Linked DNA regions of Homo sapiens: all the other regions are linked to region 5. A link is a contact called in ENCODE Hi-C or POLR2A ChIA-PET data. All regions are on one chromosome and are shown on one strand. The core of a region is the stretch at or near the end of the contact, and the rest is flanking DNA. Distances in the headings are between cores, read along the strand shown.

Evidence for each region. Hi-C counts contacts between places; a loop is a spot of excess contacts on that map. ChIA-PET counts read pairs that join two places held with the same protein, here RNA polymerase II (POLR2A). Pooled maps may share reads with other maps.
Region 1: a loop to region 5 is called in a pooled map, with 9 times the contacts of the local background. The contact joins the promoter of MIS18A-AS1 here to the promoter of USP16 in region 5. A Hi-C loop is called at or near these places in 7 of 50 pooled maps.
Region 2: a pooled map shows a loop between it and region 5 (9-fold over the local background). The contact joins the promoter of MRPL39 here to the promoter of USP16 in region 5. A Hi-C loop is called at or near these places in 6 of 50 pooled maps.
Region 3: a loop to region 5 is called in a pooled map, with 5 times the contacts of the local background. The contact joins the enhancer-like site here to the promoter of USP16 in region 5. A Hi-C loop is called at or near these places in 5 of 50 pooled maps.
Region 4: a pooled map shows a loop between it and region 5 (2.0-fold over the local background). The contact joins the promoter of IFNGR2 here to the promoter of USP16 in region 5. A Hi-C loop is called at or near these places in 1 of 50 pooled maps. POLR2A ChIA-PET finds 5 or more read pairs at or near these places in 2 of 52 experiments (GM10248 and OCI-LY7).

The regions. Positions count from the first base shown.
Region 1 is chr21:32,277,798-32,280,497 of GRCh38, reverse strand. MIS18A-AS1 (MIS18A antisense RNA 1) reads right to left here and starts at 1,293. Exons shown (of 1, transcript NR_046576.1): 1 at 1-1,293. It overlaps MIS18A (MIS18 kinetochore protein A), which reads left to right and starts at 1,449. Exons shown (of 5, transcript NM_018944.3): 1 at 1,449-1,817. The coding sequence starts at 1,484. RefSeq lists enhancers at 1,036-1,255, 1,199-1,698, 1,699-2,200.
Region 2 is chr21:25,606,139-25,608,838 of GRCh38, reverse strand. It overlaps MRPL39 (mitochondrial ribosomal protein L39), which reads left to right and starts at 1,358. Exons shown (of 10, transcript NM_017446.4): 1 at 1,358-1,436; 2 at 2,184-2,390. The coding sequence starts at 1,364. RefSeq lists a silencer at 254-313 and an enhancer at 1,294-1,413.
Region 3 is chr21:25,455,546-25,458,245 of GRCh38, reverse strand. All of the region lies in intron 8 of LOC105372753 (a long non-coding RNA gene), which reads left to right. Among named protein-coding and RNA genes, the nearest start is that of LINC00158, 25 kb to the right of the region's middle. RefSeq lists a silencer at 1-54 and enhancers at 534-823, 175-1,374. Within about 2 kb of position 1,330, at least 7 of the 41 ENCODE cell types and tissues checked have a DNase peak (open chromatin) inside an H3K27ac peak, as active enhancers do.
Region 4 is chr21:33,401,963-33,404,662 of GRCh38, reverse strand. IFNGR2 (interferon gamma receptor 2) reads right to left here and starts at 1,250. Exons shown (of 7, transcript NM_005534.4): 1 at 1,047-1,250. The coding sequence starts at 1,119. RefSeq lists cis regulatory regions at 151-651, 1-680, 1,248, 1,525, 1,535 and 2 more, silencers at 682-731, 872-921, 942-1,021, 1,032-1,571 and promoters at 1,126-1,530, 1,125-2,292, 1,664-2,302, 1,146-2,302.
Region 5 is chr21:29,023,356-29,026,055 of GRCh38, reverse strand. It overlaps USP16 (ubiquitin specific peptidase 16), which reads right to left and starts at 1,388. Exons shown (of 18, transcript NM_006447.3): 1 at 1,279-1,388. RefSeq lists an enhancer at 1,123-1,512.

The DNA.
Region 1 (2,700 bases), core at 44-2,543, 3.3 Mb before region 5:
AAGGAAGGGAATTCTATGGGTAAAAAAAAAAAGCCTAAATTATCTAAAGCATTTTCTTCCAGTAAGAAGGTGATTAACATGAGCATGGTGTGCCAGGGTTTACAAAGTATTTTCATGAATATTAGAAAACTCGATCCTCATGAACAACTTGGTGTAGTACTGAAGAAACAGACTCCATTTACTCCATGAAGAATTAGACTCAGGGAAGGCAAACAGCCTTTTCCACAGTTCCCTACACTGTTACTACCTTGTGGAGGGAGGGGTAAGTTAACCAGGACCACTGACTCCAAAGCTTTTGCTTTTTGCTAGTGGCTGTAAGCACTAAAATTGGAAGTACATTTACATAAATAGTTTATGCAACCAAGCAAAATAGGCAGTGACTTGGGGGACACCCAGAGCGTAGTAGGAACAGAGTAGGTCCTTGCAGGTAGCTTTCTTCCCAGGTATACCACCAGACTGTCTGTGGTGCAGCTGGCTGGTTCCCCGCCAGCTTTCCCTCCTGACCTACGGTGTTTTAGGCAGAGGCTGGCTTTCTGGGGCAGCTGAGGAAATCTGTCCTTATCATCAACAAGGGATGCTTCTTCCTTGCAAGGACGAATTGTTCCTTGATCCAAGCAGCAGGGACACTTCCAGGCTTTCCAGGGGCACTGCTGCTTCCTCAACTTTTTCCTTGCAGTGACAGCCTGAGTGATCCGGGGCCCTTCCCAGGGTCTCATTCCAGGGATAGCAGTGCGCAAAAGGACCCTGTGATGAGGGACTCCTCTATCCCCTTCCTTCTCCACTTCATGGAAAGGAGGTCCCCAGGAGCCGACAAAATAGAGCAGTGGTCATCAAAAGTGGAGCTGCTTATATACAACTATAATTAGTCCACTTACAAAAAAGAAGAAAAAGGGTGGTGGTCTGGCACAGTGGCTTACGCTTGCGATCCTGGCATTTTGGGAGGCCGAGTAGGGAAGATCGCTTAAGGCTAGGAGTTCGAGACCGGCAACATAGAAAAACTCCCCCCCCCACCCCCCAAAAAAGGTTGGGCTGCCAATACTGACAGCGTGGGCACGCCTAGGAGCTTGTTAGAAATGCAGATTCTCGGGCTAACCTGCTACCTGCTGAACCAGAGTCTGCGAAGATGGAACCTGGCGATCTGCTTAAGAAGCTCGCCAGGCGGTTCTTAGACACTCAAGCTTGCAACCCGTAACTTTCTCAGTGACGCTGCCCCTCCCACGGAAAGGGGTGAATAATCCTTAGGAAGACAAGCAAACAGGTCTGCATCATCAATTTCTTCAGGCTGGAAAACCTGACGCAGGCGCAGTGACTATCACGCTTGGCCAAGGCCGCACGGCGCGCATGCGCACTAGAGGCCGCCCGCCGTCCCGCCCCCTTCAGGCTTTTGCCCCTTCTCGGCCTCCGCCACCGCTCCCCGCCCCGCGCATGAGCAGCGGCGGTTTTTTTTCCCATGGCGCTCTGGGGCGCGGGCGATTTGTAGGTAATGGCAGGCGTTCGGTCACTGAGGTGTAGCAGAGGATGCGCTGGCGGCTGTGAGTGCGGCGACAAGGGCAAATGCAGCGACTCCTCGCTGTTGGGCAAGAGACTCTCCGAAGACTCGAGCCGCCACCAGCTGTTGCAGAAGTGGGCGAGCATGTGGAGCTCCATGAGCGAAGACGCGTCGGTGGCCGACATGGAGAGGGCGCAGCTGGAGGAGGAGGCGGCGGCTGCGGAGGAGAGGCCGCTGGTGTTCCTGTGCTCCGGCTGCCGGCGGCCGCTGGGCGACTCGCTGAGCTGGGTGGCCAGCCAGGAGGACACCAACTGCATCCTGCTTCGCTGTCAGTTGGGTCGAGCCGGGCAGGGGGGGCGTGGGGTCGCCTTCTTCCAGGGGTGCCGCGCGTGGGCGGCCCGGGAGGAGGCGGGGGCTCCTTGGGGCTGCCCAGGGACTTTAAGAGCAAAAAGTCTGAGAGTGTGAGCTGTGGCAGGAAAAGGGGAGGAGGGTCACCCCTCCACTTTGGCTCTCGGGCGGTGGGTTCTTTTCTGGGGTCCCCGATCCCAGAAGAGCAGTGGTTGAATCAGCATCATCGTGAGCATTACTCAGAAACAAAGGGCGACAAAGAATAACACTTTTAAAGACCCTAAAAAAAGAGAAACAAATGGTCAACTAGACTGTAAGCACTTGAGGTGCAGCCAGTACTATTACTCCCCATAGAAATTAGCAGGCTGTTGGTGTATCAGCGGATGCCTCTACAGCCTCCAGTGATAGAGCCGCAGAGTTGACGGAACACAGTGCTATAGGGAAGAAAGGGAAGGAAACTTGCAATAAAAGCACCAACAACCCCATGAAAACTGGCGAGGAAGGAGGATGTAGCAAAAGAGTTCAGAAGAAGGCAGGAATTAGTTTCTAATCCTGGTTCTAGCAGTTACCTCTTACCTCTGTTGTTCCACTGTTCCCTCATTTTGATGTTTTTGCAGTATTTAGGGATAAAGTGGTTCACATATTTTTTATGAATTGGTGTAAGAATGGCTGTTGTTTTTGGATTGTGATTTTTCAAGATGAAGTTTTTTCTGTCTTTGAATGCCGTAAATGTTCCGATGGCAGTAATTCACCACCGGCTTATCGACGTTTCTGGAACGTTTTCCTTGGTGTAATACTGGGAATAAAGGAGCACACCAGTGTCCAGTAGTTAACTGAAAGTTGAGATTAACTCTTTGCACCTA
Region 2 (2,700 bases), core at 109-2,608, 3.4 Mb after region 5:
TAAATGTGGCTCTAAGATGTTCTAAGGGCACTAGAGTGTTTCTAGGTAAGGTTAAATGGGTACAGGCTCTAAAAGGCCGATGAAACAGACAGCTTTCATGGGAACTGTATGCAAATTTGAGGAAGCAAAAGATACACCCGCCCTCCAACACTATATGTATATATGTACATTTCGTGGTTTGAATTAGGATCTTAAATGAAATGTAGCCTGGTAAAATGTAGACTGGATGTAAATCCAAGCTCCGTCACTTACATTTCCCATTTTAAAAAGTGAAGATACTTACACTTTCCTGGCGCAGTGGTTGTGAGTGTAACATTTGGGCCAAGGAGACGGTCGATCTATCGTGGCGCAGGGTCATATTTGTACCTTAGGCGGCACTTCCACCTGGTGGCGGCGCATTCCAATTGCAAGGCAAAGGACAGAGTGGGGGAAAGGCTGAATTCGACACCCTTAAGTAAAGCCACAGAATTAAACTACTGTAAATGAAAATATTTCCATCCTGTACCTACAGAGTGCTTACTTCAAATAACACTCACGTCCTGGTAGGACAGAAAAATTAGACAATGAGCTGAAGTTTGCCTGCAAGGGCATTCATTCATTCATTCATTCAAGAAACATCTGTTGAGCGCTGACTGCGCTGTGCTCTGTTCTGGGCGCTTGGGATACATCAGTGAACTAGAGACAAAAATTCTGCCCCGGGATGCCTTCTCCTATACATCCTATACTATATAAACTAAACTAGAAAATTTGTAAAGAGCTCTTAGGAATTACAACGTCCTCTCCAAAGTCAAGGGGACGTGTTCCGAGGCCTCTATTACCACAGCTAAGGGGAGAACCGGGGTGCAGACCCACTCCAGCCGAACTAAGAACCTACCCGGCACAATTGAAAGTTAAGCCACGCGCTAGAGGATGTCATCGCTGACAAAATAGAAGACGCCTTCCCCATTCCCCCCCACCCCCGCCCCCGCCAAGAAAACCATATATTCTTTTAGGGAAGCAAGCGCTTCACCTGGGTGGCCGGGATCGAACCCGCGGAGGGCTGAAGGCGGAGGGCAACGACGCCTGTGGAACTCTGTTTCCCTGCAGAGCCTACGTGGTGGGCGGCAGGCCGACCGCCCTGGGGGCCCTGCACCTCTGGGTAGGTGACCGCGCCCAGGTATCGAGCACAGGTAACGCGCCCCGGCTCCGAGTCTCGGGGTCTCAGCCACTGAATCCCCAGCGAGGCCTGACGCCCCCCGGTGGAGGCGAGCAGTCTGAGTGCTGGGTCCGGAACAGACCTGTCCTGCGGAACTCCGAGTGCGCGTTCGGTTTCCGGGGGAGGAGGGCGGAGAAGGACTTGCGCGCGACGGTTCTCACCGCTGCTATGGAGGCGCTGGCCATGGGTTCCCGGGCGCTGCGGCTCTGGCTGGTCGCACCCGGTGGCGGGATCAAATGGAGTGAGTTTCAGAGGCCGTAGGGACAGGGAGCGAGGCCTAGATAGTGGTGTCTGTCTAGATTGGGTCTGAGGCGGGGCCGGGGAGGTCCCGCGGGGCAGAGGAAGGAGGAGGGTTTCTTAGTCCCTCCGCGGCGGTCGCTCTTGCACAGCTTGGGAGGACTAATTTATGGGAACGAGGGTCTGGCGGAGGGCAGGGGCAAGGGCAGGGGTCGGGGCCAGGGGTCGGAGCCAGGCCGCGGGAGGAGCTTGGGCCCGCCTCTGGGAAGCAGCGCACGTTCCGTGCACATCTGTCCATGTCTTCCCAAGGAATACTCGTACTTGCCTTGGCAGGTTCCCTGATTTGGCCTTTGGGATATAAACTCAGCATTTCTCATTCTGGATATTGATAGTTTCGGTGTGGGACCTTTGGTTTCCTGAAATTTTCTTGTTTTTCTTCAGACCCTGTCAAACCGACCACTTTGTTCACCTTCCCAATGACTCTAGTCCAGTTTTGACTCCGTTTCCTGGTTACTTTTTGCCCCTTATTGTAAAGCACTGATTGGAAACACGACACAGGAAATTGGTGGGAAATAGCGATCTGATGTGAAAGAGCCAAATTTAAAAGTAGAGGCACGTATCTGGGCCAGCTCTGTTTCTTCCGCTGGTGTTTGTTAATATTACAAATTGGTTTAATTTTACCTCTGAGCGCACTTTTGGCAGTACGTTAATCATTTTTTCAGTCTTCATATTTATTGTAACTTCTCCACAGGATTTATAGCAACATCGTCAGCTTCTCAGCTGTCACCGACAGAATTGACAGAAATGCGGAATGATCTCTTTAATAAAGAGAAAGCCAGGCAGTTATCATTAACTCCCCGAACTGAGAAGATAGAAGTTAAGCATGTTGGGAAAACTGACCCCGGTACTGTCTTCGTGATGAATAAAAACATTTCAACTCCCTACAGTTGTGCCATGCGTAAGTAGCAGAATCAGGTTACAGTTTTGACCCTTTTACTTAAGCTGTGTGGAAGCACTGGTGCAGGAGACAGGATGCTGTAATTACTTCTGGTCATCTGTGGCCATGGCAATCCCTTTATACCAAAATCCTTTCTTGAGACCTGCATGGTGACTGCTCCCACCACATCACAGACCTAGCTAAAAAGAGCAAGCAAATCCCAGCTACTTGGGAGGCTGAAGCAGGAGGATAGCTTGAGGCCAGAAGTTCAAGACCAGCCTGGGCACCATAGCCACCCTGTCTCTCAAAAAATAAAAATAGAAATAAATTA
Region 3 (2,700 bases), core at 81-2,580, 3.6 Mb after region 5:
GCTGGGATTACAGGCGCAAGCCAACAAGTCTGGGTAATTTTTGTGTTTTTAGTAGAGATGGGGTTTCACCATGCTGGCCAGGCTGGTCTCGAATTCCTGGCCTGAAGTGATTTGCCTGCCTCGACCACCCAAAGTGTTGGGATTATAGCATGAGCCACTGTGTCCGGCCCAATTTTAATAATTTGAGCAGGGCTCACAGTTTTTCCTATAAAAATTCTTCCTTATAAGTAAAACAACTACATGGGATTTCATGGCTATTTTGGTATTTATATAACTCTTTAAGGAAAATAAAACTTTAGTTATATATATAAAACCTTGAGTTATATAAATAACTTTGAGTTATATACAGTTATAATGGCATTATGTGCTCTAAAGCAAAATCTCAATGTCCATTGTCTCACTGATCATAATTAAAAAGTATAACCCAGAATCCAGTTTGTAATTTCCAAGATGACTATCACTGTAAGTATTTGAAACACAGTTGATCTTTGTAAAAAAATTTTTTAATGAAAATAATTAGCTGGGAATATCCCACATGTATTCTAAATCCCCCAGTTGGTTTAGGTAATTTTTCTTATTCTTCCACAACACATGGTATTCTTTCTATGAATGACATCAGTTTGGAAATACCCCGTGGTTTTCTGAGTTATAAATGGGTATCTCAGTATGAACTCCTGATTATATTATGATTCATACTTTCACTTCTGTTTTTTCATACTATCATTTTGAAAAAGTGAAAATGAAACTGTGTCTCACTGGCCAAGAGTTCACAAGGGAGATGGAAAAGCAGAGTTTAATGGAATGATTTTTAAAATATTGAAGGATTGTGGTCTGAGAATACTGTAAAAACCATTTCTTAAGGAAAAGCAATGTAGTTGGGATCAAAACAAAAAAAATGCTCTTTGAGAGTTTCTCTGGAACTTTAGAGTGTCTACTGTCAGAGTTTTGCTTCACATAAGAGCATTGATGAAGTAATAATTATTATACTTATAATTATTCAATTATCAAGTATTGATTTCTTCTGGCATTTATTTATTTATTTATTTATTATTTATGACTCTTTAAAAAATTGTTTTTCTTGGTGGAACTAGGTTATGAACCCTAGCATTTTAATTCTAGAATTTGTTCTCTTAAGTATCACACTGTAGTAGCAATTTGATGGTAACACTAAAGAAAGAAAGAAAGAAGAAAAGAAAGGAAGGAAGGTGTGGAAAGTCCCAGAATGACTGCAGGTCTGAGAACATTTATTCAAACTGCAAATTTTCTTAGGGCAGGGGTCACGCTTGCTCTGGCTGTGTTCCCTGCACCTCAGTTCCTGGCACATAGCAACGCCTGACAAATATTTGTTGAATAAATGAGTACAGTAGCTTAAAAGCAAATTTTTGTACTTCATGGTTTTCTGTAGAAAGCCACAAGAAAAAAATTTCATCTGAGGTCTCAGCATTCTAGTAACTGTGAAGTATTAAGACTTGTATGAGTTCCCCTTATGAGAGGCTTAAAGTATTAGTATCATGAGGTATGAGGTTTAAGGCTAGATGCCTAAATGGCGTCTCATTTTTTATTAAGCTGGACTTGTAGCATGGGAACTTTGCCAGGGATTATAACACCTTTATAAACATTAATGTGATTTTAAAAATTGTTAGCTTAGGCCAGGTAAGGTGGTTCACACTGTAATCCCAGCACTTTGGGAGGCTGAGGTGGGCAGATCCCTTGAGCCCAGGAGTTCGAGACAAGCTTGGGTAACATGGCGAAACCCCATCCCTGCAAAAAATACAAAAATTAGCTGGGTGTGATGGTGCACGCCTGTAGTCTCAGGTACTTGGGAGGCTGAGAGGTGAGAGGATTGCTTGGGCCCAGGAGGTGGAGGCTGCAGTGAGCTGTGATTGCACCACTGCACTATGGTCTGGGTGGCATATAGCAAGGCCTTGTCTCAAAAACAAGTTAAAAAAAACTTATTAAGAGTAAATTTGCCTCCTTGGGCTGCTTGTCACCAAATGGCCATTCTTAACAAATAATTACGTTTTGTGGGTCAATATGTGTTTTTAAATTTTATTTTATGTATTTATGTTTTGAGGGTGTCACTACTGTTACTCAGGTTGGAGTGCAGTGACACAATCATAGCTCACTGCTGCCTCAACCTCCCTGGGTTCAGATGATCCTCCCCACTCAGCCTTCTGAGTTGTATAGGCATGTGCCACCATGCCGGGCTGATTTTTCTTTTCTTTTCTTTCTTTCTTTCTCTTTCTTTCTTTCTTTCTTTCTTTCTTTCTTTCTTTCTTTCTTTCTTTCTTTCTTTCTTTCTTTCTTTCTTTCTTTCCTTCTTTCTTTTTCTTTTTTTTTTTTTTTGTAGAGACAGAGTCTGGCTATGTTGCTCAAACTTGGTCTCGAACTCCTGAGCTCAAGCATTCCACCCTGCCTCATCCTCCAAAGTGCAGAGATTACAGGGGTGAGCCACCATGCCTGGCAATATGTGTTTTTTAAATGAATAAATTAACTCTTCACCTTCAAATCTCCTCTTCCCAGACCAACTTTTTTCTCTACCAACCTTGCTTTGATGATTATATTTCAAATATACCAACTCCTTTAGGTTAAGGCATTGAAGAATGGTTTGTCTAAGAGAGGATATCACCTGTTTTAACATTCATTAACATTTTAAGATGGAATAGTCCAACAGACCAATGAAGCAGTTACTCCCTGCAT
Region 4 (2,700 bases), core at 1-2,500, 4.4 Mb before region 5:
GAGCTCAGGAGTACAAGAACAGCCTGGGCAACACAGTGAGACCTCCTCTCTACAAAAAATACAAAAATTGGCCAGGCGTGGCCAATAATACCACCTTCTTGGGAGGCTGACGTGGGAGGATCGCTTGAGCACGGGAGGCGGAGGCTGCAGTAGCTGAGATGCTGCCCACTGCACTCCAGCCTGGGCGACAGAGCGACACCCTGTCTCAAACAACAATAAAATAAATAAATGCCTGGCTCAGTTGACACTCTTCCTCTTCCGCCCCAACACTGATGGGACCCGGACAGTTCTGAGCCCTGCCTGAATGCTGCTGCCCCATCTCTATGACCGCGGGAACTGTCTAGATTTCACACCCAGTGTCAAACATGCCCTCGGCCAAAGTCGGAATTGAGTCTGGGTCACCCGTCCAAGACGCTGGTCCCTGCTCCACCGCTGCTACTACAAAGGGACTGAGTCTAGCTTCCAGCCAGGCCTTCGGGAGGCACTCCAGGCGGGGACTAAGCGCAGTCTCGCCAGGCTGCAGAACCAGTGGCCAGCAAAGGCGGCCCCCGCCGGAGCCCTGGATTCAATTTGCTGTTGTTCATTCCGAGAAATTCGGAGACTGGGGCCACGCTGGCTTTCCCGGCGCGGGCGCGCGGGTGGGGGAGGTGGCGCAGCCGAGGTTACCGGCTTCACGGAGGGGCACCGAGTGTCCTCTCCCGGAGAGGGGTGTCCCGGCGGCCAGGACGCCAGGAGGGGTGCCCCCCGTCTTCCTGCTGCTGCCCAGCTCCTGTCTGGAACTCCTGGCCGCCCATCCCAGCCCCGCTGCGGGCTCCCAGCGGGCCCCTCTAGCCCTGGGCACCCCGCAAGACCCCCACCTGGGGCACCCGCAGGTTCCCACCTGATCTGAGCACTCCGCATATCCCACCCACCAGGAGCACCCCGCAGATTCCCACCCACTCTGAGCACCCGGCAGATTCCCCCCACCCCACGATCCGGGAGTCCCCCAGCCCCCACATGCTGCGGCTGCGCCCGCGTCCCGCCGCGGAGGCCCAGGCCCGGCTCACCTGGCGGGGCCGCGGCGGCGGCGGCGAAGACTCCGAGCAGCAGCAGCAGCGACCACAGCAGCGTCGGTCGCATGGCCCCGGGCGCTCGGCGGCGGCTCAGGTCGCGGCCGGGGCCCCGCTCGGGGTCCGCGGAGCCGCTCACGTCGCCGCCCAAACCGCCATGGCGAGCGCAGGGCGCGCAGGGCCCGCCTCTTCCCGAGCAGCAGCGGGGCGTCCCGGTGGAGGGGATTCGGCTCGGCCGCCCGCGCCCCCGCCCCCGCCCCGTCCCGCCCCCGAGGCCACCGCCCCCGCGCGGGACTTTCCCGCTCCGGGAACCGCGGCCCTGGGGGGCCTCTGCGGCTGCAGCGCGGGGACCCCACGCAGCCGGCCTCCCAGAGCGCGGAGCCTCCCGGAACGTCCTGGAGACTGGAGCCCCGCGGGACGCCCACCTTCGGGGGCCGCGATCCTTCCGGAAGGGCCCCGCGAGACCCCGGCCCAGACCCCCGGGCTTTCCCTGGAGCCCCCACCCCTCCTGACCCCCCCCAACTCTCCTCTCGGGTGCTTGATCGCACAATTCGAGGATTCGCCCCTTTAGTCGAAATGTTTGCTTTAATAGCCCCCAAAGTACATATTAAGCTTTCAACTCTCCCCCGCCCCCCTCCCCTTTTTTTTGAGACGGAGTCACCAGGCTGGAGTGCAGTGGGGCGATCTCGGCTCACTGCAACCTCCGCCTCCAGTCAACCCCATTTTGAAAAGGGTTTTAAGGGGAAGGAGTTAGAAAGGGCCCAGTGAAGGAGGAGGTGGGGCTCTGGGGGTGGGGGGAATGGCCTCCGAGCAGGGGGAGGGAGAGACAGAAACTTCCAGCATTTCTAAATGGCGTGGGGTTTGCCCTGGAGCCGGCGGCGGTGCACGAGTAGGAAGTCCTTTAGCAGCTGGGCAGCCGCAGGCCCGCTCCCCAGCCCGAGCCTGCACCATGTCGTTTGACGCCTGTTGGGAGAGGGTTTTAAATCTGCCCTGTTCTTCCAAGATGCGTCATAAAGCTAGCGCAGCAAAGGAGGGACGCGGTGCAGGGAGACCAAGAATTTAAAAACAGGTCGTCCCGGGAGCCCACTGGACACGTTAGCAAAAATGGGTTTTGCAACATAGAGCTTTTCTTTTGCTCTTCCCACATTCTTGCATTTCCTCTTTGTAGAACTATTTTGAAATTGGCCACGCTCGTGAAAATACGTGATGAAATACCTCGCAGACAATTGAATTATGCATTGGATATTTCTAGATACAGAGATGTATTTATATGTTACACGAAAAAAGCGGGCGATAACTTGGAATCACTTCAAAAAGTATGCACTGATGCCAGGCGCGGTGGCTCACGCCTGTAATCTCAGCACTTTAGGAGGCCGAGGTGGGCGGATCACATGAGGCCAGGAGTTGGAGACCAGCCTGGCCAATATGGCTGAAACCCGTCTCTACTAAAAATACAAAAATTAGTCAGGCGTGGTGGCCGGCGCCTGTAATCCCAGCTACTTGGAGGGCTAAGACAGGAGAATCACTTGAACCCGGGAGGCGGAGGTTGTAGTGAGCGGAGATTGCGCCACTGCACCCCGGCCTGGGTGACAGACCGAGACTCCGTCTCAAAAAAAAAAAAAAAAAAAAAAAAAAAAAAAAAAAAAAAAGG
Region 5 (2,700 bases), core at 139-2,638:
AAGCCTTAGACAATCATTCTACTCTAAATAAACCTCTCCACTGAACTTCCCCAGTATTTATGGTATGCTCTAGTCATCTTGTCCCCTTATCCCATATTCTAGTGAATTTCTTAAATCTTTAATCTGGGTTTATGTTATTTCTGTAAGCAGAATCTAAAGTTCTTAGAAAAATAAATGGTTTCAAGCACAGTTTTGGAACTGCCTATAATATCTAGCATAATGTTAGTACATAGCAGGTCCTGAAGAAATACTTCTTGCATTGAAATAGAAAAATAGAATAGTACCTGAGGCATAAAGGATGATTACAAGGTGCAAAGGTAGGTACATAAGAATGAAGCAAACAAGTTCTGGTGAAAAAGAAAAGGGTGAAAAATGAGAAGTCAGAAGTCTGCAGTAGTGAAGACAGCACTAGTAAATCTGGTTTGAGGATTGCAGCAGCTTAGACTCCATAGGAAAACTTGAAAGACGAATTGTTAATTACTGCAGGCAGAGGACAGAGGGGTCACTCCAGTGCTGCGGAAAGAGCCTCAGTAAAGTTCTGACAACTATAAAGGCAACTAATGAGTCATGAGGAGAGCATATTGTGACTTCCATCAGCTATAAAACATCAATAAACTTAATACACTTTTCAAGTAGTGTCATCGGATGAGCATTAACGTCTTAGTGAAATGACTCTTCGCAGGACTCCATACAAAATCTAAATCAAAGATAGTCTTGCCGGTTCTCATATTATTCCAAGTCTCTTCACTCTCTGCCCTCCCAGTCTTCCCCTGCCTACTCGGTTCCATTAAAAATGTAAGCGTGTGGAAAACTTTGTCAGCAGGTGTTAACGTGGCTTTCAAGTTTTGCGTATATCAATCCCCTCCTAGATATAGTCAATTGGATAAGTGACAGATCCTGCTTTTCCTACCAGCCGTATGAACACGGCTGCAAATCCAGCTCCAACCCATAGGGAAGTCCCTGCCACGCGCCACCCACCCATTTGCTCGGCGCCTGCCACACCTTCCCTCTCCTCCCCTTCTAACTGCTCCGATCCCACGGGGGAACCTCTGGGTCCACGGGGTCGAGAAGGCCGCCAGCAGCGGCATCTCATTGGCCAGCTTCTGGAACTGACAGAACATGCAGCCAATGAGATCGCAGTACCGGAAAGTAGCCGGGTTACGTGCTTAAGGAGAGCGGCCTTCAAGAAGAGAACGAAGTTGGGGCGGAAAACAGGAGCTCTCCCAGCGCAGAAAGCCAGGCGAGCGACGACTGCCAGGCAGTGGGACCAGAACTCACCCACGGCGACAGAGCCCATAACTGCATCCCCTCATGGGCCTTTGGGCTGGGCAGCCAGCTCCGTCTTCCTCCTGGTGACGAATTGAGAGCGACGGAGTCGAAGCCAGAGTGACCCCTGGAAAGCAATAACTTCCGGAACGCGGCATTATGGGAAGTGGCTAGGCCACCACCACCCCACCCCCACCTCCCGGGACCATCGGCTCTGACGCTAGTAAATCTGCGCCTGCGTGCGGCTTGCGCCGGATGTTCGGGTTTAGGGGTTTGGTTGTCAATGGGTTTTCTCGTCTCTGACATAACCACGAAGTTATATAAATGCTCCTGAAGTGTGGGCATCCGGTGGTGGTCTGAGCCTTGGAGTTTCCTAGATGGTTACCTTTCTGGAACACATTATATTTGGAGCTAAAAGGGGGAACGCTTAAATTTGTTTCCGTAATTCTGTCCTGTCGACTTCTAAAACTGAGTACCTAAGTTGTCTTGAATTTACCTTCCTGCACCATGTCAGAATAAAAAACGCAGCGAGTGATTTTTTGTTTGTTTGAGACGGAATATCCCTCTGTCGCCCAGGCTGGAGTGCATTCTTCTGCCTCAGCCTCCCGAGTAGCTGGGACTACAGGCGCACGGCACCACGCCCAGCTAAAATTTTTGTATTTTTAGTAGAGACGGGGTTTCACCAATTGGCCAGGCTGGTCTCCAACTCCTGACCTTGTGATGCGCCCGCCTCGGCCTCCCAACGTGCTGGGATTACAGGCGTGAGCCACCGCGCCCGGCCGCGAGAGTGAATTTTTAAAGCAAAACCGAAAGACGGTGTCAGATAAATTGCGGGGGAGGAGGGGATTTTCAAATATTTACTGTCCATTCTTTGAAAATTTGTAAGTGCGAGCCCTGGCGCGGTGGCTCACCCCTGTAATCCCAACACTGGGAGGCCGAGGCGGGTGGATCACGTGAGGTCAGGAGTTCGAGACCAGCCTGGCCAACGTGGTGAAATCCCGTCTCTACTAAAAATACAAAAAATTAGTCGGTCGTGGTGGCGGGCGCCTGTAATCCCAGCTATTCGGGAGGCTAAGGGGGAGAATCGCTTGAAGTCTGGAGGCAGAGGTTGCAATGAGCCAAGATCACTCCATTGCACTCCAGCCTGGGCAACAAGAGCAAAACTCCCTCTCAAAAAGAAAAAAAGAAAATATGTAAGTGCACACTTTGTGCCAAGCCTTTCCTCAAATGAATTAAACATAGGCCTCTCTGCCCTGGAGTCTTAGTTTAGTAGAGAAGATAGTAATCGCTACCGTGGGGGTCGGGGGAGTTGCAGATAGCTATAGAAAAATAGATATGTAAACAGGTAATTCACCATAAAAGAACAATTGGTCATAAAATAAATGTCCATCCTTACTAATCAGATAAAAGGAGTTTAAGATGGTGGCATACTAA